2 separate regions of the Homo sapiens genome follow, and region 1 is linked to region 2. A link is a loop called in an ENCODE intact Hi-C map of the cell type or tissue named here. Cell type or tissue: Calu3. All regions are shown on one strand. Each heading gives the region's core, and the rest is flanking DNA. Links, peaks and the distances in the headings are about the cores only.

What was found. Hi-C counts contacts between places; a loop is a spot of excess contacts. Peaks named below come from ENCODE experiments on the same cell type or tissue, not always from the same donor. Only the 100,000 strongest peaks of a DNase experiment are listed, where the experiment ranks them.
Region 1: it touches region 2 in a loop (4-fold over the local background); 8 of 110 quality-filtered maps call a loop at or near these places.

Annotation. Positions count from the first base shown.
Region 1 is chr1:72,839,667-72,851,096 of GRCh38, forward strand. LINC02797 (long intergenic non-protein coding RNA 2797) reads left to right here and starts at 10,623. Exons shown (of 3, transcript XR_001737674.2): 1 at 10,623-10,701; 2 at 11,036-11,136. In Calu3, for the core only: no CTCF peak of the experiment used is centred there; a DNase peak (open chromatin) is centred at 5,855.
Region 2 is chr1:72,617,725-72,629,154 of GRCh38, forward strand. All of the region lies in intron 3 of LOC105378797 (a long non-coding RNA gene), which reads left to right. Among named protein-coding and RNA genes, the nearest start is that of LINC02796, 140 kb to the right of the region's middle. In Calu3, for the core only: a CTCF peak has its summit at 5,678 (motif pointing right); no DNase peak of the experiment used is centred there.

The DNA.
Region 1 (11,430 bases), core at 1,276-9,275, 220 kb after region 2:
TATTTTTTTATTCTGTTCCTTTATCTGCAATTTTAATCAATGATTATTCTTTCTTCATTTTTGCTTTGTTTTAACTTTCTTTTTACAGTTTTATTTAGAGAAGGCTTTCTCTACATATAAATGATAAGTTATATGTTGTCCTTGGGAAAATGTATACTCTAGGCTTCCCCTCTCACTGCCCACTACATTTGCCCAGGGCATTCATTCATTCACTCATTTTGGTTTTGTCTTGACCCTTAAAGTTTGGTGTTTAATGTCAGAGGTTTTCAGCCCTTGTTTGGAGGCATCATATGATTAAATTTTTGATTTATTTTTTTGTATATATTATGAATTATTTTGTTAAACCTGAATCCATTAGAAGAGAGTTTGCTTTAACATTCTGAAACCAAATTTATCTTCAATAGTGTCATATCATTTTTCTCTGTAGTTTAAGTGTTAATGGTCAAATAAAAAAGTGCCATCATCTGGTATACAGATTTAAATTAATTCCATTAATTTAATGAGTATCTTAGTCAATGTGGGCTGTTATAACAAAATACTATAGACTACATGGCTTAAAAACAACAGAAATTTATTTCTCATAGTTTTGGAGGGTGGATGTCAGAGATTAGGGTGCCAGCATGGTTGGATTCTGGTGAGGACCAACTTCCAGGATTTAAACTATGGATTTCTCTTTATAGTCTCACATGATGGAAAAATAAGGCCAGAGAGCTCTCTAGTATCTCTCTTTATAAGGACACTAATTCCATTCATGAGATTTCTACCCTCATGACCTAAATTACTTCTCAAAGGACCCACCTACTAATATTGTCATCTTTTTACCATATAAATTGCGGGGGGTCAGGGGGGATGAACTCTGTCTACAAAAATGAGGTTTTCTTACTCTTGACATATTTTTAAAAAGAAAGAAACTTTAAAAGGTATTTCATTTCATTTTTACATCAAATCCAATTAAGTGTCAGTAAGCACAATATTTCAGTCTAGTTTCTTTTTCTTGTTTAGAGATCAAATATATTTAGGAAATTTATTTCAATACACAAAGTGTCATTACTCTCAGGAATCTACTGATGTCAAATGTGCATGTGTTTCATGGACATAAGGGCATAAATGTCTTCAAACTGGCCACTCGAACTTGATCTCTGATATTTTTGGGTCACTCTTAGAAAATAAAATTTCTTCCAAACTATTCTCATCAAAAAAGAACATTGGGTTTGTAATTATTCTGTATAGTATATTATAACAACAACAATAATAAAGCCTCTAAACCTTGCAAAAATGACATGATTATTACAATAGACACAGAAAAAGCATTTGACAAAATCCGACATCCCTTTATGACAAAACCCTCAGCAAAATCAGTATAGAAGGAACATAACTTAATGTAATAAAAGCCATCTCTGACAAACCCACAACCAACATAATATTGAATGGGAAAAAGTTGAAAGCATCTCCCCTGAGAACTGAAACAAGACAAGGATGCCCACTCTCACCACTTCTATTCAACGGAGTGCTGGAACTCCTCGGTAAAGAGGAAGCCAAACTCTCGCTGTTTGCTGATGATATGATCATATACCTAGAAAACCCTAAAGACACCTCTGAAAAGCTCCTAGAACTGATCAATGAATTCATCAACGTTTCAGGATTAAAAAAAGCAATGTATATAAGTCAGTAGCTCTGCTATACACCAACAGTGACCAAGCTGAGAATCAAATCAAGAATTCAACCTTTCTTTACAATAGCTGCAAAAAAATACATAATACTTAAGAGTATACCTAACCAAAGAGGTGAAAGATTTTTTACAAGGAAAACTATAAAACACTACTGAAATAAATTGTAGACAACACAAACAAATGGAAACAGATCCCATGCTCATGGATGGGTAGAATCAATATTGTGAAAATGACCATACGGCCAAAAGAAATCTGGAAATTCAATGGAATTCCCATCAAAATACCATTATCTTTCTTCACAGAAGTAGAAAAAACATTGTAAAATTTATATGGAACCAAAAAAGGGCCCGCATAGCCAAAGCAAGACTAAGCAAAAATAATCAATCTGGAGGCACCACATTACCTGACTACAAAATATTATAAGCTATAGTCACCAAAGCAGCATGGTACTAGTATAAAAATAGGCAAATAGACCAATGGAACAGAATAGAGAATGCAAAAATAAGGCCAAATACTTACAGAAAACTGATCTTCAGCAAAAGAAACAAAACCATAAAATGAGGAAAGGACACCCTATTCAACAAACGGTGTTGGGATAATTGGCAGGCCACATGTAGAAGAATGAAACTGTATCCTCATCTCTCACCTTACAAAAACCAACTCAAGATAGATCAAGGACTTAAATCTAAGACCTGAAACTATAAAAATTCTAGAAGATAACATCATAAAAACTCTTCTAGACATTGGCTTAGGCAAAGACTTCATGACCAAGAACCCCAAAGCAAATGCAACAAAAACAAAGATAAATAGATGGGACTTAATCAAACTAAAAAGTTTCTGCACAGCAAAAGAAACAATCAACACAGTAAACAGACAGCCCACAGAGTGGGAGAAAATCTTCACATTCTATACATCTGACAAAAGACTAATATCCAGAATCTACAAGGAACTCAAATAAATTAAGAAGAAAAAAATAAACAATCCCATCAAAAAGTGGGCTAAGGATATTAATAGACAATTCTCAAAAGAAGATATACAAATGGCCAGCAAATGTATGAAAAAATTCTCGACATCACTAATGATTAGGGAAATGCAAATGAAAACCACAATGTGATACCATCTCAGTCCTCCAGGAATGGCCATAATCAAAAAATAATAGATATTGGTGGGGATGTGGTGTAAAGGGAACACTTTTACACTGTTGGTGAGAATGTAAACTAGTACAACCACTGCGGTTAAAGGTGAACAATGTGGAGATTCCTTAAAGAACTAAAAGTAGAACTACCATTTGATCTAGCAATCCCACTACTGCATATCTACCCAGAAGAAAAGAAGTCATTATACACAAAAGATACTTGTACACGCCTGTTTTAGTGGTACATTTTGTAATTGTGAAAGTATGGAACCAGCCTAAATGCCCGTCAATCAATGAGTGGAAAAATAAATTGTGGTATATATATATATACCATGGAGTACTACTTAGCCATAAAAAGGAACAAAATAATGGTATTCACAGCAATCTGGATGGAGTTGGAGATCATTATTCTAAGTGAAGTAACTCAGAAATGGAAAACCAAACATTGTATGTTCTCAGTCATAAGTGTGAGCTAAGCTATGAGTATGCAAAGGCATAAGAATCATACAATGGACTTTAGGGACTCCAGGGAAAGGCTGGGAGGGGAGTGAGGGATAAAAGAATACAAATTGGGTACAGTGTATGCTGCTCAAGTGACAGGTGCACCAACATCTTAGAAATCACCACTAGATAATTTATTCATGTAACCAAACACCACCTGCTCCCCAAAACCCTATGGAAATAAAAAATAATAAATGAAACAGTACCTAGAATATGGTGGGTGCTCAATGAATATTGGTTGGATGAATTAAAAAAATTTCCAACTATGACCAATATAATTGGTTGCTTTTATGGTATAAATATAGAGTCCTTAAAAGGGCCCATTATATGGTAAGACCTGGTTTTTGAAGAGTTCTCTCCCAATATTGATTATTTTACCACTAATAGTTTGAGTCCTACTTGTCACCCAGGTTCTTGTCTGTAAAGCCCAGGATTTCATATTTGGAACATATAAAATATGCAAATAATTAACATATTTAATGTATAAAACTCTTAAATAAAAAGATAACTAACAGAAGGAAGGAAAGAGAGAAAGAAAGAAAGGTAGATAGAAAGAAAGAGAAAGACAGAAAGAAAGAAAAAGAAAGAAAGAAAGAAAAAGAAAGAAAGAAAGAGAAAGAAAGAAAGAAAGAAAGAAATCTCTTTCTTTTGGAATGACTGCCTGCAGTAGACAAATGAATGGGTTCTCTATGTATAACTTACCTGAACCAATATGGCATTGGTTTCCTCTGGATGTGGCAGAGGTTTAAAGCTGACCCTTTTTTAGAGATATTTTTGTGGGTTCCTTAGAAAATTCCTTCATCACGAGGATTTCTGGTCTCTACATTCCTTGACATATACAAGTATATTTCCACTAGCCCATCAATCAAGATTGCTTTCACATCTCCTGGTCATTTGGCAATACTCTTCTCACCTCTTTCAGCTGAAGTCCATTTGCCCCGTCTTTTGAACCTCTTTGCAGGATCTAAACCAACTCTGGCCAAATTTCTCCTATGCACATAGAACATGTGCCCCATTTGATCTGCCATCAGTAGGAGTGCAGTTATTTTCAATTATACCCTGCTTTTCATTTAGCTGCACAGCAGGTAGTTTAGCTACAGCCTTTTGCCCTTTTAAAATTCTCACTTGCAAGTCTGACCCTCATCCAGTATGTCACTAGACTGCTGGGAATACAATCAACCTAGTTGAGTTATCTCTTTGAAATGACTCTCACCAAAATTAAGGTCAGAAGACAGTCATCCCACCCCAAGCCCCTAGGGAGATGGCACTCATAGCAGTGCTCTTGTCAAAGAAATACTTTAATTCCCAACTTAACTGTGGGCTTTTCCAAATTCTCTGACAGGCTGGAGATGGTTGTCAGATAAGAGCAGTAAAGCAGACAAATTCTTGCTCCCTTTCTCGGCAAGTTAATATGGTCTTTCACCTCATGTTAAAATATTGGTTTCATTTTGAGATAGAGACAAGCCAATATTGAGATAGAGTCTAATTTTATATATTAGTGGGCACTGTGTATATGTGTGTGTGTTTAATGTAGAAGACTGATTTTATTTACCCTCCACATAATGAGGTACCAAACCGATGCATGAGAAGATTCACTACTGAAATGATGCATGGCTTCCAGTGGTTTTCTGTGTTTACAAACCTATGAAACATGCTGATCTCTTGCTAGTGTCTGCTAGGCCAATTCCAAGCAAGAGCTGTGAGTAAGCTTTGTTAGGAATATAGCAGGGCAGAAAAACAAAGAATGAATAAATGGGGTACAAATGGAAGACAACAATACTACTGGGCTCAAATTCCAAGTTCTTACCTTAAGGAAATGTAAAAGGAATTCACTTAAATTCCATGGAGAAAAATCATAAACTTTTTAAGGATTATCTCAAAAATCAGGTAATAATTCATATTCACAAGATGGCTAGGAAGAGTAAACACAATAATATAAATAAAAGTATTCTATAGAATGCAAAATGCAGCCTTTATGGACATTAGAAATCCTGGCATGCTCTTATGCACAGGGAAGAACTGCTGAAGATATTAAATAAATGAAGACAAAATATGATAATCTGATAAAAATATATGTGATGGATTGGAGTAAGTGCAGACTGGAGGCAGGGAAACCAGTTGGGAAGCCATTATAATATTTTATTCATATAATAACAAGTAATATATAAATAGGGGTAGAAATTAGAGAGAAAGAAAATACGCTATTCATTTGTGCAGAAACAGAAAATGCAATAGAGGATAGACCTTACAATATTTCTTGGATAATTTGGTGTCATCTAAACGTTACAGACCACAGGCTCTTAGGCTCCCCATGTAATGGCAATTAATACGGGGCCAGGCTGATTTCCCAGATAAGGCTTTTATTTGTGGCTTGTACTCAAATGCAAGGGAGACAGCAGAGGTGCAAGGGTTCTCTGGCTGGCTCCCCAAAAAGAGTCAGTAGGGATTTTTATATCTGCAAAGTATGGGAATTCACATCAGGGGTAAGATATGCAGGCTGGGCTGGTCAAAGCACATGAAGAGTAGGGGATGCAGGTCAGTAAGTGGTTGTGGTGGTTCTCTTGAGCAATGAGCCACCTGGTGGTCTGGTTAGCAGCAACAAGGCTGTGAATAAATTGTTCAGCATTCCTTCCCAAGGTGGGACACTCTGGAACCTTGAATCGATTTTGGATCTCCTAAGGCCAGTTTTTGAAATTCTTTAAGTAAACGTCATGACTAAACATTACGGGAACACAAAAGAATGATATAGATTGGCTATTTTCTTTGTGTGACTATTAACGGGTATGACATCAGTGAGGTAGTGGTGTGGGTTTTGTGATCCGTGGGAATGCTCTAGCTGGGGTGAGCTAAAGCCAAGCCCTGTCCTTACTTTGTCTCCAAATGCTCGCAATGTGTTTGAAAGTATGCTATGAGCTACAGCAAAGGGAGTGAACAGATAAAGTTGCCATCTCACAGGTACTCCTTTACCACTCACTATCCACTAATGTGTTTGCAGCTTCCCAGTGGAAACCCTAGATCTCTTTATGGCCACAGAAAGTGTTTGGTCCATGCTTGGGACAAGTTGAAAGCATCTAGGAATTAGTGCAGCATGCAATAGCCCTCATCCAATATGAGAGGGACATTGGTGAATAAAAAGCCAGTCCTCTGCACTCAGTGAATGGGTAACCCTGAAGGCTTTCTAGGCTGTCTTCCAGCATTTGTGCAGGTTGCCCTGACAATAACCTGCCAATAAAAGCTGCCAATATTGACTTCCTTCCCTCCCATGTTTCATTTCCTCATTCCCCTACCAGTGTTGTCTAATATCACTTCTTAAGTAAATTAACTACCTGCATCCAAAGCTTATATTAGGGTCTAATTCTGAGGAACACAATCTGTGATGATGAGAGATGAGGGATGGCATCCCCTGATTCCTGATCTTAAGGTGTCTCTATAATTTACTAGAGGGGTAAGAGTAATTCGTTGCTTCTTCTCTTATATTTAGTTGTTTATCCATCTTAATAGATCATAATTTCCTTGGGAAAAGAATCTATGTATTACTCACCTGTGGCTTCTTTAGCAAGTGGCATATTGTGTTGCCCAGAAAAATGCACAGTAGTATTTGTTGAAAGGACAAGCTATAAAGAACTAAAAAGCTTCTTTACTACAAGCACTGCTCTGGGGTTGCTGTAATAAACTGATAACCTTTGCATTCAAACCTTTCTCACATGATTTTCCTGCTGGGCTAGTGTACTTTATTCAGGAAATGGACTTTCCTATGCTTTCTTTTGAATCTAGGCAATATTATTGTTATGCATATGCAGGAACTCAACAGAACAAAACACACAACTGCCCAGAGTTAGGTTGATAGCAGATTAATCATAGCTCTTTTTCTGTGGCCTTTAGTACATATTGACAAAGTCATAAGTTAAAGCCAGACTTTCAAATGTAAAGCAAAATTGTTTCCTATTACTGACTAAACGATTGTTGTGTTAGGCATTTCAGACTGATAGTTCATTCTTCAGTGATTGGTTTACTGTTCTATGCATGCACTTTCAGGAATACATCCAAATTCCAACAGGAAAACAAGCCTTACTGTGACTTGAATGAAGCTGGAATTCTATTCTTAGTTGAGGACACTAATGTGAACATAAAACAGATTTAGAACCCCAAATTGGCAGAAAGTATTCCCTAAAGATTACTCAGTACAGTCTGCCATATGCAGCAATCTCTCAATTCATGTGCTTTCTTTGCTTGATTGAGAGCTGGCTAACGAGGTGGCAGCAATCCAGTCAGTTGATATGAAGAACAGAAACACCATGCACACAGGTCTACAACACGAAGACGTTCTTCAGATGATTGTTTTACCTTCAGACAATAAAATTATGCTAACATATTTAGCAAAATATAATTTAAAATAAGAGAAAATAAAGTTGAATATGACATATATAAGTTTTATTTAATAGGCTATAAATCTAGCATATGTGTGAAATAATCATTTCTAATCACCTCACTACAAAGAAAGAACAATATTTATTTATAGGTTGTTTTATGGTTAGATGATCCTTTTTAAAAAAGCAGGCAAATGAATACATTGACAATTCTACTTTCCAATGGGTTGGAAAAAATATTATTTTTCTATCAGAGTAAATTTTTAGGGTTGGACAACCTCTGTAGGCATGCTGGACCACTCCTCATGATAGAAGTACCTGAAGCTGTTTCCAGGATCAGCAGGTCTCTGCAGCTTTTCCTGAAGATACAAGGTTGCTGAATGGCCCAGGTATAGTGTCTAACCTCCTATTTCCATAGTCTCACAAAAGTGCTGTGCTCATCTGAAGTCGGATTAGTGGCCCCGTTCCTGCATCCTTAGGCTGCAGTCATTAAGGAACCACTGCGGCCTCTCTGCAGCTGGCTCAGAGCATGTGGGATTTTTCCCAGGGTCTTTTTATAAGTGCAACTAGTTGAAAAGTGAATTTTCTCTTGCAGTATGCATCCAAACAGAGTAAGTGAGGTGGAAAAGGGAGCAAATCACTTAGTTTTCTGTGAAAACTTAGAGTATATTATCAAAGCTTAAACCCATAATTGACTTTCTTGTCCACACTTTCTTAAAAGCCTTAACATATCATAGTTGGGGGGAAAGGCTTTTATCTTGACAGTAGAACTGGAAGAGAAGTGTTACTAGAGAGGAGAGGGAAAAGGTCAGAATTCTTGGTTTTACTTAAGTGAAAAATTATTCACTAAGGAGTAGAGACTTCCTTTTAGAAAACTACAGAGTCATTCTTTCAGCTGTGTCATTTTGTAGTCGTTGTACTGAGCTTTAATTTTCTTTCTTTCTTTCTTTCTTTTTTTTTTTTTTTTTTTTTTTGAGACAGAGTCTCCCTCTGTCACCCAGGCTGGAGTGCAGTGTTGCAATCTCGGCTGCCCAGGCTGGAAGATGAGGCTGAAATTTCTATGTATTCCAGTGTTACACATATCAATTTTTATCCAGCTGGTAAATGTTTGAGTTTGGATTTATTAAAGTTAACTTGTATAAGAGAACCTTTTCTAGGGACTTATGTTCACTTAATAAAAGTTAAAAATTAAATTTGAGTGATGTAGACAGTCCAATTATATCATAGTCATAGAGTTAACATAAGTTTTGAGCCAAAAGCATTTTCAAAAATTATGCATTATAAATTTATAATTGAAAAAATCAGAAATTTATAGCCCAATATAATTAAGTGATTTCCTGGGTGATAACAAAACCAGAGTTAGAAACTTGATTCTCAAGCAAGCTTTCTGCCCCTTTCTGTCTGAAAGGTGACAGAAAAAAAGTTACTGTCTATGGGACATAATTTTTTCCCTCACTTTGTATGCAAGACTTAGGGAAATTTAGAAATTCTGAATATTGTATTAAGAAATGGTGAATTTCTACTCAGAATCCATGTTGTTTAGAGATTAAACTAGTAATTACAAAGGAATGGATGGTATAGGCTTCCACAGAAGGTCATGACTGATCCACGAAAGAGCAAAGCCTGACATTTTATCTCCATGAATGTGGGAGAATGAAGATACTATGAGATTCAGGGAGAAAGAATTATAATATAATGATATCCTTAGGCTAAAGAGTTAGCGGGACATCCCTGAAGTGCTACCTATACAGTTTCCATAATATCCGTCCAATTATGAACATTTTAAGAAACTCATGTGGGTAGAGAAGTCAAATTTCCAAAACCAAGATTAGTGATTTTATGGCACATGGCTCACCATAAAGAAACACATGTACACACACATAGACATATACATAAAAATGTACACACACATGCGGACACATATATAACAGAAGCAAATAAGATTTTGTTTTAGCAGATTACCCCACTATTATGGTAACTTGTTATTAATCATAACTCATTCTCTGTTTTAGTGTTGAGTGTTCTTTGCCTTCAGGAGTGGTTTACAGAGAGTATTGCCAGTTGACAAGAATATGTATTTTCCGAGGTATTTAAGTTGGAGGTAAATTTATGTAAAGTGGGAGATTGCAGAATATTAAGAAATTTTTTTTAAAAAATTTCAATAATTAATACTTGCACAATTGTTTATAGTTTATCCAATGGTTTGATGTGCAGAATCTTATCTAAAGAATCAGGGTCAATGTACAGCCATTGCTCAGGGAAGAAACACTAATTGATATGTTGACATGTATTCTGTTAATTTGGTACCCTCCTCCCTCCCTCCCTTCCCTCCCTCCCTTCCCTCCTCCCTTCCTTCTTTCCTTCCTTCCTCCCTTCTTTCCTTACTTCCTTTCCTTCTGCTTACTATGGCTTGCTCAATGAAGATGAGCAAAGAACTCCAGTGTTCCCGATAAATATGCCAAACTGCAGTGCTCTTTGTTGTGATCAGCATTTTTAAAGGTAGGTTTAAAAATTCAGATTGAAGCAAAGCTCATACTTTATAGAGAAGTGGTAGCAGTGACAGCCTCAAATTGTGAGATTTGGCCCAAGTAATTCAAATCACATGTTTTAATCTCAGTTTTATTTGCATGGGCTACAGGCTATAATTAACATCAAGTGGCAAGACAGGATCACATACAGTAGAGTCCTGGAGTACAGTCAGGTCACCAACATTGAAACAAGCTTTCTGCTACTTAACTATTCAAGACTAGGTCTCTGTGGCCACAGAGAAATGACTAAGGGAGTATTTAATGACCAATTATGTGAGGAGGATAAAGAGGGGTGGACTTTCACCACTAAATGTAGTGGTAAGTGAGATTGTATTTTATTTTGATACCTTCTAACTTCTTTTTCAATGCTTGATGCCTAAATTATTTTGTAATCTGGCCTTTGCCAACTTAACTTCTCATAGAATTCTACCATATACCCAAGGCATACAGACATAACATGAAAACTCCCTGCCAAAAACAAAACAAATTCTACTTCATAGGTAAGAATGTTTCACACATGCTCCTTCTTTTCAATAACTCTCTATATTCTGGAACTAATGCTTAATCATCCTCAATAATCAACTCAATTGTTGCCACTCCTGGAATGGTTTTCCCAAGCATGCCCCAGGCTGAGTTAGGTTCTGCTATGATTTGAATGCTTCTGTTACCCCAAAATTCTTATTTTGAAATGTAACCTTCAAGGTAATGTTATTATGAGGTGGGACTTTTCAGAGGTGATTATGTCATGAGGGCAGAGCCCTCACGAATCCAATCGGTGCCCTTATAAGAGCGAGAGGCCAAAAAGAGTCTGTTCATCTTTTCCACCTTGTGAAGACACTGAGAAAAAGCAGCCATCTATGATCCAGAAAAATGGGAACTTACCAGACATTGAATCTGCCAGCACATTGACCTTGGATGTCCCAGTCTCCAGAACTGTAAGAAATAAATTTCTGTTGTTCATAAGCCACCCAATTTATGGTATTTTGCTATAGTAGCCAAGTAAACTAACAGAGGTTCGCTGCTTTTATTGCATTTATGGCACTGAACCATTCTTATCTAAGTGTAACTACAAATCTGAGTTTTTCTATTACTTCTCTATTATTATTTTATAGCATACTGTCTGACATATATAAAGGGACCTATAAGTGCCTATCTAATAAATTCATGAGGGCTGGGCACAGTGGCTCATGCCTGTAATCCCCACACTTTGTGGGGCAGAGGCAGGCGGA
Region 2 (11,430 bases), core at 2,338-10,337:
TGTATACATATATATGTTACATATATATGCATATATGATATTGAGCACTATTTTTTAAAGTGTTTTCATTTTACAGGGATGAAGGTATTGTTCCTCTTATCTGCAATTTTTTCCTATAAGCGCATAATTTTTAAAGCAAAGTATTTTTGTCCACTTCTGAATATGTTGCAGTTTGGGAGTGAACAGGAAGCTTTTCTCCCTCTTGGACCCATTTGGCTTTGCATGTTCAAAAAGGAGTATAATAAAAAGACAGTGCAAGTGATTTTGAATGAGTTTGACCTTAACTTGAGTCTTTCCTGAGATGTGCAGTCCTGTTTCTTTTTTTTCTCATTCTTTTGACAGATATAAGGTCTACTGCGTTGCAGATGGCAAGATTTCCTATGATTGACTTAGGCAGGGTGTGAATAGCACTGCAAAGCAGGAGAGAGAAGTTGAGCTTTCAAAGTGACAGTCTGGTTACAGACTGATTGAAGACGTGTATGTCCAAGCATGTACATAATGGGCTTGGGGAAAGAAAAGGAATGAGAATGGAAAAAGGAACACAGCGCTTGTGTTCATATTGATTTCTTTCTTTTTATGTGCATTATTGCCAAAGCATGAGAAAAAACCTATAATTCAGGTAATCTGGCTCTATCTTAATGTGAGAAATAAAATAAAATTTGTGTCAATAGGTATGGGATTGCAAATTTAAGTCTAATGAATATATATTTAAATAAGCCCAGGAAAAAATGCTCAAGATCACTAATCATTAAGACAATTCAAATTGAATTCACACTTAGACTTCACGACATACCTGTTAGAATAGAGAAAACCGCCGGGCACGGTGGCTTACGCCTGGCCTGTAATCCCAACACTTTGAGAAGCCAAGGCGGGTGGATCACTTGACGTCAGGAGTTCGAGGCCAGCCTGACCAACATGGTGAAACCCCGTCTCTACTAAAAATACAAAAATTAGCTGGGTGTGGTGGCACGTGCCTATAATTCCAGCTACTGGGGAGGCTGAGGCCGACTTGCTTGAGCCCGGGAGGCAGAAGTTGCAGTGAGCCGAGACCACGCCATTGCACTCCAGCCTGGGTGAAGAAGCAAGACTCCGTCTCAAAAAAAAAAAAAAGAAGAAGAATGGAGAAAAACAATGACTGACTATGCTTATTGACGAATATCTAGAGGAACTGGATCTCTCAAATATTCCTGGTAGGAATATACATTGTACAATTATTTATACAAAGTGTTATTCATATAATGATACAAAAAACAGTGTGGCAGTTTCTTAAATAGTTAAATGTAAACCTGCTGTATAATATAGCCATTCTAATCCTAGGTATTTAACTTTTAAGAAAAGAAACATTATGTTTTAACAAATGCTTGTATACAAAATTTATAGCAGCTTTCTTTGTGTTAGCCAGAATTTAGAAAAGAAAAAGTCAACAGGTTAATAAATAAAAAAACTTTGGGCATATGAATATAATGGAATCTACTGAACAATAAAAATAAATGAACCATTGATAAATTCACTTATATGAATCTCTATTAGTTGTCATAACTGAAAGAAGCCAGATTAAAAAGAGTAAATACTCTATAATGACATTTATATAAAATGCAACTAAATATGTAATATTTATATAACATACATGCACATACGGAAACTAATTTACAGTGACAGAAAGCAAATCAATAGTTGCCTGGGAAGCAGGGAGGGACAAGGTTGGAATTACAAAGGGCCAAGAAGTAACATTTGGGAGTTATGTATTTGTTCACAATTTTGATTGTGCTGATGGTTTTCTGGCAATATACATGTTTCAAAACTTAAATATATAACCTAAATATGTACCTTTTATTTGTATATCTATTATATCCCTAAAATATGGTGAAATTTGTAAAACTTGATAAAATGTGATGAAATTATATTGTTTTCTGAAAGCTATCTAGAGATAGTGTAAAAGAAGATGCCTGGGGGAGAAAAGACAAGAAGACCAACTGTGTCATGTAATAGTTTCCAATCCTGAAATCATTTGGTGGTGTGGGTGCTTTATGATTGAATAGATACAGAGCCACTCCCCCTAATATTTCATCTCAGTAGTTATAAGAGCTTAGAATCTGTGGGGTCCTGGGGCTTTGATAAGAAAGGTTTTTAAATCACATATGCATATCACCCTGCTCTTGTTCATTAGAAAATACTCCTTCAGGTACAAAAGCTGACAGCTAATCCATTGGGATTCACTCTAATCTTAGTGTTCTCTCTCTTTGGTAAGCTAGTATTTTCCAAATTCTTAGGTATTTGTAAAGTGAAAACAAAGGTCAAAATACATAGAAAAAATTATTTAAAAAATCCAAATCATACAAAAGATTTGATTCAAACTTTTGACTCACTGTTGTCATAGCTTCATACTATTCTAGTGATTGTCTTTGGATAGATACCTACTTTTCAGCCTAAAAGAGCTAACATAACTTCTAAGACCCATGGAGTCAAGTTGTTAGTTCTTAGATCCTGATCTATTTCTAGTAGAAACTCCAGCTTTCAATAGTAAAGTACAGAAAAATCTTTTGGAATACAACTATTGGTCAAATTGAATTCCTACTGCAAAATGTATAGATGAAAATAAAATTGCGAGATGTAAATGGAAGAGGATTTATTCATCCAATAAACTTGTATTTGTTGGTAATCAATTATTTTGCAGACATAGGTGTTGTGGCTAGAAAAACTATACTGAACAACATAAAACAGCCACTGTTAAGAGGGGAGGATTCTAGAATTTTAGATGGAAATAGTAAATCTGCCTCCATGTGATTCAGATCTAGAGATAAGCAGAAATATTGAGAAAACGTAGAGCACCCAAAATCAACAATACACTTACAGATGAGGTTATCTTGACACTTCATGGAATTCTTTCGGAAAACTTGAGAGGAAAATTAGGACATTTTATCTTTTCCTGAAAGAGAACTATGAGCTCAGTGTAACAATGACTTTGGAAAGTTCATGTACAGTTCAACATGTATAAATAAGATATACTCTAATGGCTTGCAAACTGGAAAAAAACTCTCTGAACTAATATAGTGTATATGCCATGGTGATTTTTCAATTTAGTAAAAATATTTTAGCATTTTTACTGCATGATTGAAAAAGTACTTTTCATTTGACCTGTTTTGCACAACTCATATTTTTCTTACACATTTTCTTTGGAGACTTGCAGTGTTTTAATGTCAGGTATCCACCTTTCTGTATTTATTTTTCTCCAAAAATCAAAATGGTTTCTCCTGTACAAGAAGTCTCTTTGATGAAGTCTCCAGTCAAATATTTTTTTCCATTCCTATAATCAGTTTGCTTATAATTAAACTTTAACAGTTCTTTATATATTTTGGATAAAAGTCCATTATCAGATATGTAATTTGCAAACATTATTTATCAGTCTTTGGGCTTTTTCATTTTCTAAACAGTGTCTTCAGAAGATCAAAATGTTACAATTTTATATAGTCCAATTTTTCAGACATTTCTTTCAAATATCATATTTTGGTGATGTAGCCATGAAATTTTTGCCTACATAAAAATCAAAACAACTTTTCCTCTGTTTGCTTATTGAAGTTTTATAATTTGGGGTTTTACATTTAGGTCCATGACCTATTTTGATTTTTTTTTTTCTTGGTGGTAAGAGCAATGTATCAAAGTTAGTTAATTTTTTTTTAAATATTAATATCCACTGAATGAAACAACTCTTATTTTTTCATTGAATTACTTTTGCCCTTTTGTCAAAAATCAGTTGTCAATGTATGAGTTGGTTTATTTTTAGATCTCTATTTTGTCCCCTTGATTTATTTGTTGATTTTTATGTCAATCTCATATTCTGGGTAATTGTGGTTTTAAAATAAGTCTTCAAATTAAACTTTCTTGGTCTTCCAACTTTGTTCTTTCTGAAGTTGTTTTGGCTATTCTTTATACTACTATATTAATTTTAGAATCAGCTTATCAACTTCTACAAAAAGGTGTGTGAGAACATTAATTAGGGTGGCATTGAAGCTATGGATCAATTTGAGAATTGACGCCTTAACCATATTGAGTTCTCCCAACCAATGAACAAGCTATATTTCTCCATTTATTTAGGTGTTCTTTCATTTCTCTCAGCCATGTTCTGTAATTTTCAATGTATAAGTTTTTCATTTATTCTATCTTATTTATGCCTATTTCATATTTTTAACATAATATACGACTTTCTTAATTCTAATTTGAATTTTTTCATTGTTAGTACATAGAAATGAAATTCACTTATGTATATATTTATCTTGTATCTGTCAAACTTGGTAAACTCACATATTAGTTCCCATGGCTTTTATTTTCATATAACTCATTTAATTTTCTACATAGAAAAATGTCATCTGTGAAAAACAATATTTTGCTTCTTCCTTTCAAACTGGGTAACTTTTATTTCCTTTTTCTTTGCTTATGGCACTGGCTAGAACCTCCAGCCCAATGTAAAAATAATTGGTAAGAGTGGACATCTTTGCCTTCTTCCTAATTTTAGCAGTAAATAATTCTCCCATATTAAGTTTCCCATGAATTAATATGATGTTAGCTATATGGGTTTTGTAGATGTCCTTCACTGGGCAAAGAAAGTTCCCTGCTGTTCCTGATTTGCTGAGAGTTTTGAATGGGAATGAATGTTAGATTTTCAATCTCTGCCTATTGAGATTATCTTGTGGGTATTCCTTTTCAGTTGGTAAATAAAGTGAATTAAATTAATTTGCTTCTGAATGTTAAATCTGCTTGCATTCCTGAGCTAATACCCACTTAGTCATCATATTTTATCTTTTCTTTTTTTTTTTTTTGAGACAGAGTCTCACTCTTCGTGCCCAGGCTAGAGTGCAGTGGTGCGATCTCAGCTCACTGCAACCTCCACATCCAGGGTTCAAGCGATTCTCCTGCTTCAGCTTCCCAAGTAGCTGGGATTACAGGTGCCCGCCACCACGCCTGGCTAATTTTTCTATATTTAGGAGAGACAGGGTTTTGCCATGTTGGCCAGGCTGGTTTCAAACTCCTGACTTCAGGTGATCTGCCTGCCTTGGCTTCCCAAAGTGCTGGGATTACAGGCGTGAGCCACCACACCCGGCCTATTTTATCTGTTTTTATCTTATCTTTGTTGAATTTGATTTGCTAACACTTTGTTAAGAACATTTTTGTCTATGTTCATGATAGATATTATCCTGAAATTTTCATGTAAAGTCTTTTCCTTATTTTGGTATAAAGGTGATGGTGACCTTCTAGAATGTGCTGAGAAGAAATTTCCTTATGTTTAATTTTCTGGAAGAGATTATGTAGAAGTGGTATCATTTATTCTTTAAATGTTTGGTAAATCCACCAGTAAAGTTATATGGCTCTGGAATTTTCTTTTTGAAAACATTTTAGGCTACAAATTCAATTCCTTCATTTCATAATCGGCTCTCAGATTATCTGTTATGTGTGTGTGTGTTTTATTTTAAGTGAATTGTGGTAGTTTGTGTCATTCGATGAATTTTCCCATTTCATCTAAGTTGTTGAATATTGGCATAAATTTGGTCACAATATCCTCTGCTTTTCAGCTTCAAGGTCATCCTTTTAAAAGCTTTCATATGGTTCTGAATCTGAGACTCAGTAAACCTCATTTCTGTTTTAACAGGTTATCTTCCTATCAGGATCTGCCAATAGAGGGCACTAGAAAGAAACTATACAGCAGCAGGAAGAAGGCTTTGCTGTCATTATATGCTTCCTACTTGCTTTCTGGTCCTGTCAATAACACCCGCCAACATTTCTTTACAGTGACAGTTGATTCCACACTACGTTTTCCCCAGTACTTACTAAACCAGATTTGAAGCCTGTCAGAGACACCAGAACCAGCTGACTGATGTATGCTTCTCATAGGTCCGTATGCCAGACCCATAGGGCACCTCCTCTGATCTTAGCAACGCCAGTCAGAGGTCTGAATTTCAGCTCCAGAGAAGCCCTGCTCCAAGTCACTAAGTTCTAGTAATTTAGAACTCTTCCATGGCTAGTGCTGCTCCCTGCAGATGTTACCTCACTGACCCCGTGGTGTTGTTCCCAATTTGTCTTCTGAATTCTTCAATCTCTAGTTAATAATTATTTGTATTAAATTATATTTCTTACATTCACTGGGATGGTTTTTGTATTCTACCTGCACCCTAGTTAATGTAATAACTATATATTTATTTCTACTTTATTCAAATTTTTATGTTACTTTTAATCTATTTATAGTTGAATTAGTTACCAAAGGAAGTCTAAGCAAAATGAAACTATTTTATTTAGTTCAAATATATCTGATGTTTCTACTTCCATGCAAGGAAAGAAATGGTTTGACATTTTTCAAGCTTTTGTTTCTAATATGGCACATAAAGCAGTCTACTGAAAAACAACAAGAAAGTATGAGTAAAGATGGCTAAGCACCCTTGTTTTATTAGTCTGGGTAAAGCACGGGCTAGACAACAGACATACTTTAATGTCCTCAATGTTAGAATTCATGATTGTATTAAATCAGACTCCCGAGTTATTCATGAAATTTGATTTGAGGACTAAGTCATGATGAGAAAAAAGAACCACAATTGACATATCGTTTGATTGCATCTAATTTCCTGGTGATGACCATGATTTGCTTATATTTGTAAGATTATTGCAAAATCTTTGGTATTCATTGTTTTTCTTAGCAATTTGGGATTTTAGAAAATATAAAGGTAGCATTATAACATTTGTATTTCCTACTCTGGTATTGTGTAATATTTTGCTTGAAATCTAAGTGTGGGATTGTTTTATATGGCAAATATATAGCTTGAGACACATATTTTCTTTCTTTCTAGAGATCGTAACCCCCTCGTTTTCTTCATATGTCTCCTAAATATACTCATATCAACCATGTCACATCACGTTAGATGTTCCTGGATAATTTCACTTTCATTAAGGAACAGTATTGAAGCCTATATCCTCAAAAGTGTATGCAACTGCTTTTGTCTCAACAAGAGGTAAACTGGCTGAACATTTTAGATTAACTTTGGAGGATAGTCACTGTTATTTGAAAGAAATTCTATATTGCTATAAAATTGTATTGGAAACTGCTTTAGCTTAGCTGCAAAACCTGGGCTAAAACTCAGGGCTGAAAATATTACTGTGCTGATTCATCACCTGAGCAGAGCAGAAATCATAAACATTTATAGTTTACTTCTCATAATCATTTGATTCCATCACTTCCCATTTGTAGACTGGTAATACTGTTGTGACAGAAACAAATATACTTGATGAAAGGTATATACTTGTTGAAAAGCCTTTCTAAAGAAAACTTTCAGCAGTAACAACAGTATTGCTTCTACTCTGCTTGTAGAACTCTTATAAAAAGTTCAGTTTTTATCATTCATACCTAGCATTTGCTGATCTGTGTTATTTATTACATTCCAGGTACAATCTGTATTATCCCCTTATTGATAGGACTGTATCATGTCTCTTTATACCACTCTCACTTCTAATATGGCTCTGATATGGTAGGCGCTCAAAAATATTTTGAATGGTAATGATATTGAATACTTTAGGCATGAAAACAGTTCATCTATTTCCACCATGGATTTATTCAAACAAAAAATTACTAGGTTGAGACTTCTTAAAATTACTTAAAGATGAATGGGACAAATTAAAGATAGAGCTTTCAAATTTCTTTAGTATTTGACCCACTGTTCCCTAAGAAGGTTTTTAAAAATTAATGTTAACACAACAAACACAACTATAGAAAAACAGTTAGCTTTTTTTCAAAGTCATGAACTTATATGTAATAAGAGTCAAATGCAACTACTTCTTTCAGGAAACAGATATTTCAGGATGAATATCACTGTACTATTTATAATTCATTCCTGTGTGTCTGACTGGATAATTTGTATTTATTCTTGGTTATTCTGAGCTGGGGAGGCATCAATGAGAAAAATACCAGCCATTTTCTACTATTGGTCTTTCTTTCCCTTTTTAAATATCTTTCTCATTTCTGTTTCCTTATTTTTTCACTTCTTATCATTTCATTTTGTGTGCATTCACTGTTCATTTTCCCCAACTAAATGCATTAATCATGTCATTCAAGGCTTCAAAGTTTGACTAACACTTCTATTTATATTTAAGATGATTATTATTAATATATGTATGACCAAGTAACAATGTCGTTACTGTTGCCAATACCATTGTTGTCATGAAATATTTAGTGTCTTTGGGAGATACCAAGAGTACCAGACTAGTAATAGATATATTCCTTACCACTGTCATAAAGTAGCTTCCAATCTGTTTGAGAGATCCAAGTCACATAATAATAGTTGTTCATATTTATTGAAAATATGCTATGTATCAGAAACAGATCTAACAATATTTTTGTATTCATGTACACATCACAAAACTCTACTAGATAGATATTATTATTCCCATGTTATAAACTCAGAAGTCTAAAGGATCAAAGAAAGGAAGTAATTTGCTCCAGTAGACACAGATAATAAATAATAGAGGCAAGATTTGAACCCAGGCAGTCTGGTGCAAGAGCATTAATTTTGGCAATGAATGTGATTGCACTAAAAGACACATAAAATACATTTTCCTAAGGTCTTTATGGTTTAATATAAAGTAATAAGCCATCAGAGATATGGTAAATCTTTGTGAGTGTGCTTCTGCTTTTCACATTATTTTACTTGCTTTATTTCCTTGTTTAATATAGGCAAATACAGGGAATAAAGAAAAACCTGAATTTATTTTCCTGCCAGTTGTTAATGTCAGAAAGATCCAGTCACATATTTCCAAAAAAGAATATGTTCAAGGGTTGCAAAGTAATTAAAAACTGTAAGTTAGCTGTAGGATAGAAAGGTGCACCTGTTTTTGGCTTTCATGAATGCGTGATTCATTTTATGTGAAAGAAAATGTGCAGCGTACTCACAGCAAAAAAAAAAAAAATGAGAAAAGAGTACATTATATAGAAAGTGTATTGGCCAGGCGCGATGGCTCAGACCTGTAATCCTAGCACTTTGGGAAGCCAAGGCGGGTGGATCACCTGAGGTCAGAGTTCGAGACCAGCCTGGCCAACATGGTGAAACCTCGTGTCTACTAAAAATACAAAAATTAGCCGGACATGGTGGCAGACACCTGTAATCCCAGCTACTCTGGAGGCTGAGGCAGGAGAATCTCTTGAACCCGGGAGGCAGAGATTGCAGTGAGCCAAGATCGCGCCATTGTACTCCAGCCCAGGCTGGCAACAGAATGAGACTCGGTCTCAAAAACAAAAAAAAAAAAGGAAAAGAGAAAGAAAGCGTATCATCCTCAGAAAAAAATTCATTGGCAGCCCTCACAAGAAAGTTCTATTAGGTTCTTTTTCTTGACTGTAGGTGCTCCCCAACATAGCTGTCAGACCTCGGTAACCCCTATGCAAGTAATTTCAGCTCAGTGGACTAAAATGAAGTAGTGACTAAATAAAAACAGAAACCTAATTATTGATATTTTAATATGTACAAAGATATGATTCCTACCTGCCAGTTCTTTACAATAGCACAAAAATACTATTTACCATTATTAGCAAAAATGAAATACTCCAAGGTTGTCAGCTCAAAACCTATTAATATTTGAGTAGTTGTTGCTATATATTAACATGATACTAAAGTGTTTGGTTAATTTATTAATGATTAAAACTGTCAAACCAACTTCTTTTTACTTTTAATGAGAATTATTTTAATGGGAATTTATAAGTTAGGTGAAGTTTAATGTTTTCACCTATTCTTGACCTTGGATTAACATGGGAAGGTGAAATTTTGCTTCCGTTTTGACCTATTGTAAAACATTTTCATTTGTCTATATTCTAGTGGATCTTATATAAACCCTCATTCTGTAGTTAATAAAATCTTAAAAATGACTGACTTTGCTTAGTGCTTAAGTTTAATGATAAATATTTAGAATGAACAGTACCAATTCATACATGATAGTCATTATTGAAACATGTTCCCATGTATATTACAACTCCTTGCCTAAAGAACATAGCTCAATCTTTATCCAGGAGTTGTGAGACGAGTGCTTGTGCTATTCCTGTCAAGAACGGTTTCATCACTTTATGGAATATTCTACATATATTTTTAAAGTTCACAAGATCTTTTGCTAGTTCCTCAAGTTTCAACCTTTAAACCTTTCTATCTTTACTATAGACTGAATGAACTGTATATATTTTTTTCTTCCAGCCATTGTCCAAACTCATGTGAAATCGAAAATTAAAAGTTGTAACACTCTTTGAACATTTTACTGCCCATAATTCTCCTTGCACAATATATGCTGATGAATTTTCTGCAGAATGCCATTCTCAATAGTGGGGAGAAGTTTATACAAATTCTCTTGAAATTATATTTGAAAAATAACACTCTAAATTCTGCTGAAAGACTCTCACCTTTACTAAAAGTGTTTTTTCTTCAGGTCTACCTTCTATTCTCTGGGAGCACTGGTAGAAAACTTAGCAATAGAATATCTGTGCTTGCTGTCATGCTGGTGTTTTGTTTCATTTATTTTCACCAGATAACAGAACTATAAAATAATACATTATTAAGATAAGACCTAGTAGTAAGGTTCACTTCTCAATGTTATTTAGGCATATTAAAATCTAAGAAGCTTTGCATTAATAACTTTTTGAAATTATCTATAGACTAGTAAACACAAAAAACTCTTTTGGGTTGTGTTTTTAAACTTTAGAGAAAAAAATTCAATATATATTTTTGTGTTTGCTCTTTTAATACAATGATCTTTTTTCTTGTTGTCATTCAGACACTTTGAAGGTTTGATTAGGATGCCTATTTTTAAATGAATAATTTCAATTTTAGGACAATGTTAGTTTTTGATAAGGTTTGAAATGACTGAAATCTGAAGCCTGGACTGTGCCTTTAGTATAAAGGATCTTAAAACTTTTCCTCTAATCTGTGTAATTTCATAATAAATTCGTTCACAAAAATGTCTGTTAGTTGCTACTCTCAATAGAACATTGGAATTTTTATTCACATCTACATTTTAAATAATATTTTGTTCAACCAAAATTCATTAGGCTAGTCATTTTAAAAATCTTAGGGATTTAAAACTTCTAATCCTTTTTGTTCAATTTATTTTTATTGAGTAAAATTACATAATCAACCAGTGAAAGTGAAAGTTTAATTTCTGTAAAACTAATTGTAAAACTAAAAAATAGTCTAGGCTTTTACTCTTAATAAAGATTTCCCTTACTCTAAGTAGAATTGTGTATCATCAAAAGCATACAATCCTAAATTAATTGCAACTAAATTCAGTTAAAATGATTTGAGTGCCTATCAGAGTATTTTCCTATGATTCTTGTTTAGCTCTTATAATTTCATTAAAATGTTGGTATTTTTATCCCCATTTACAAATGAGAAAACAGGAGTTCAGGGAGATTGGAGGGGGTTA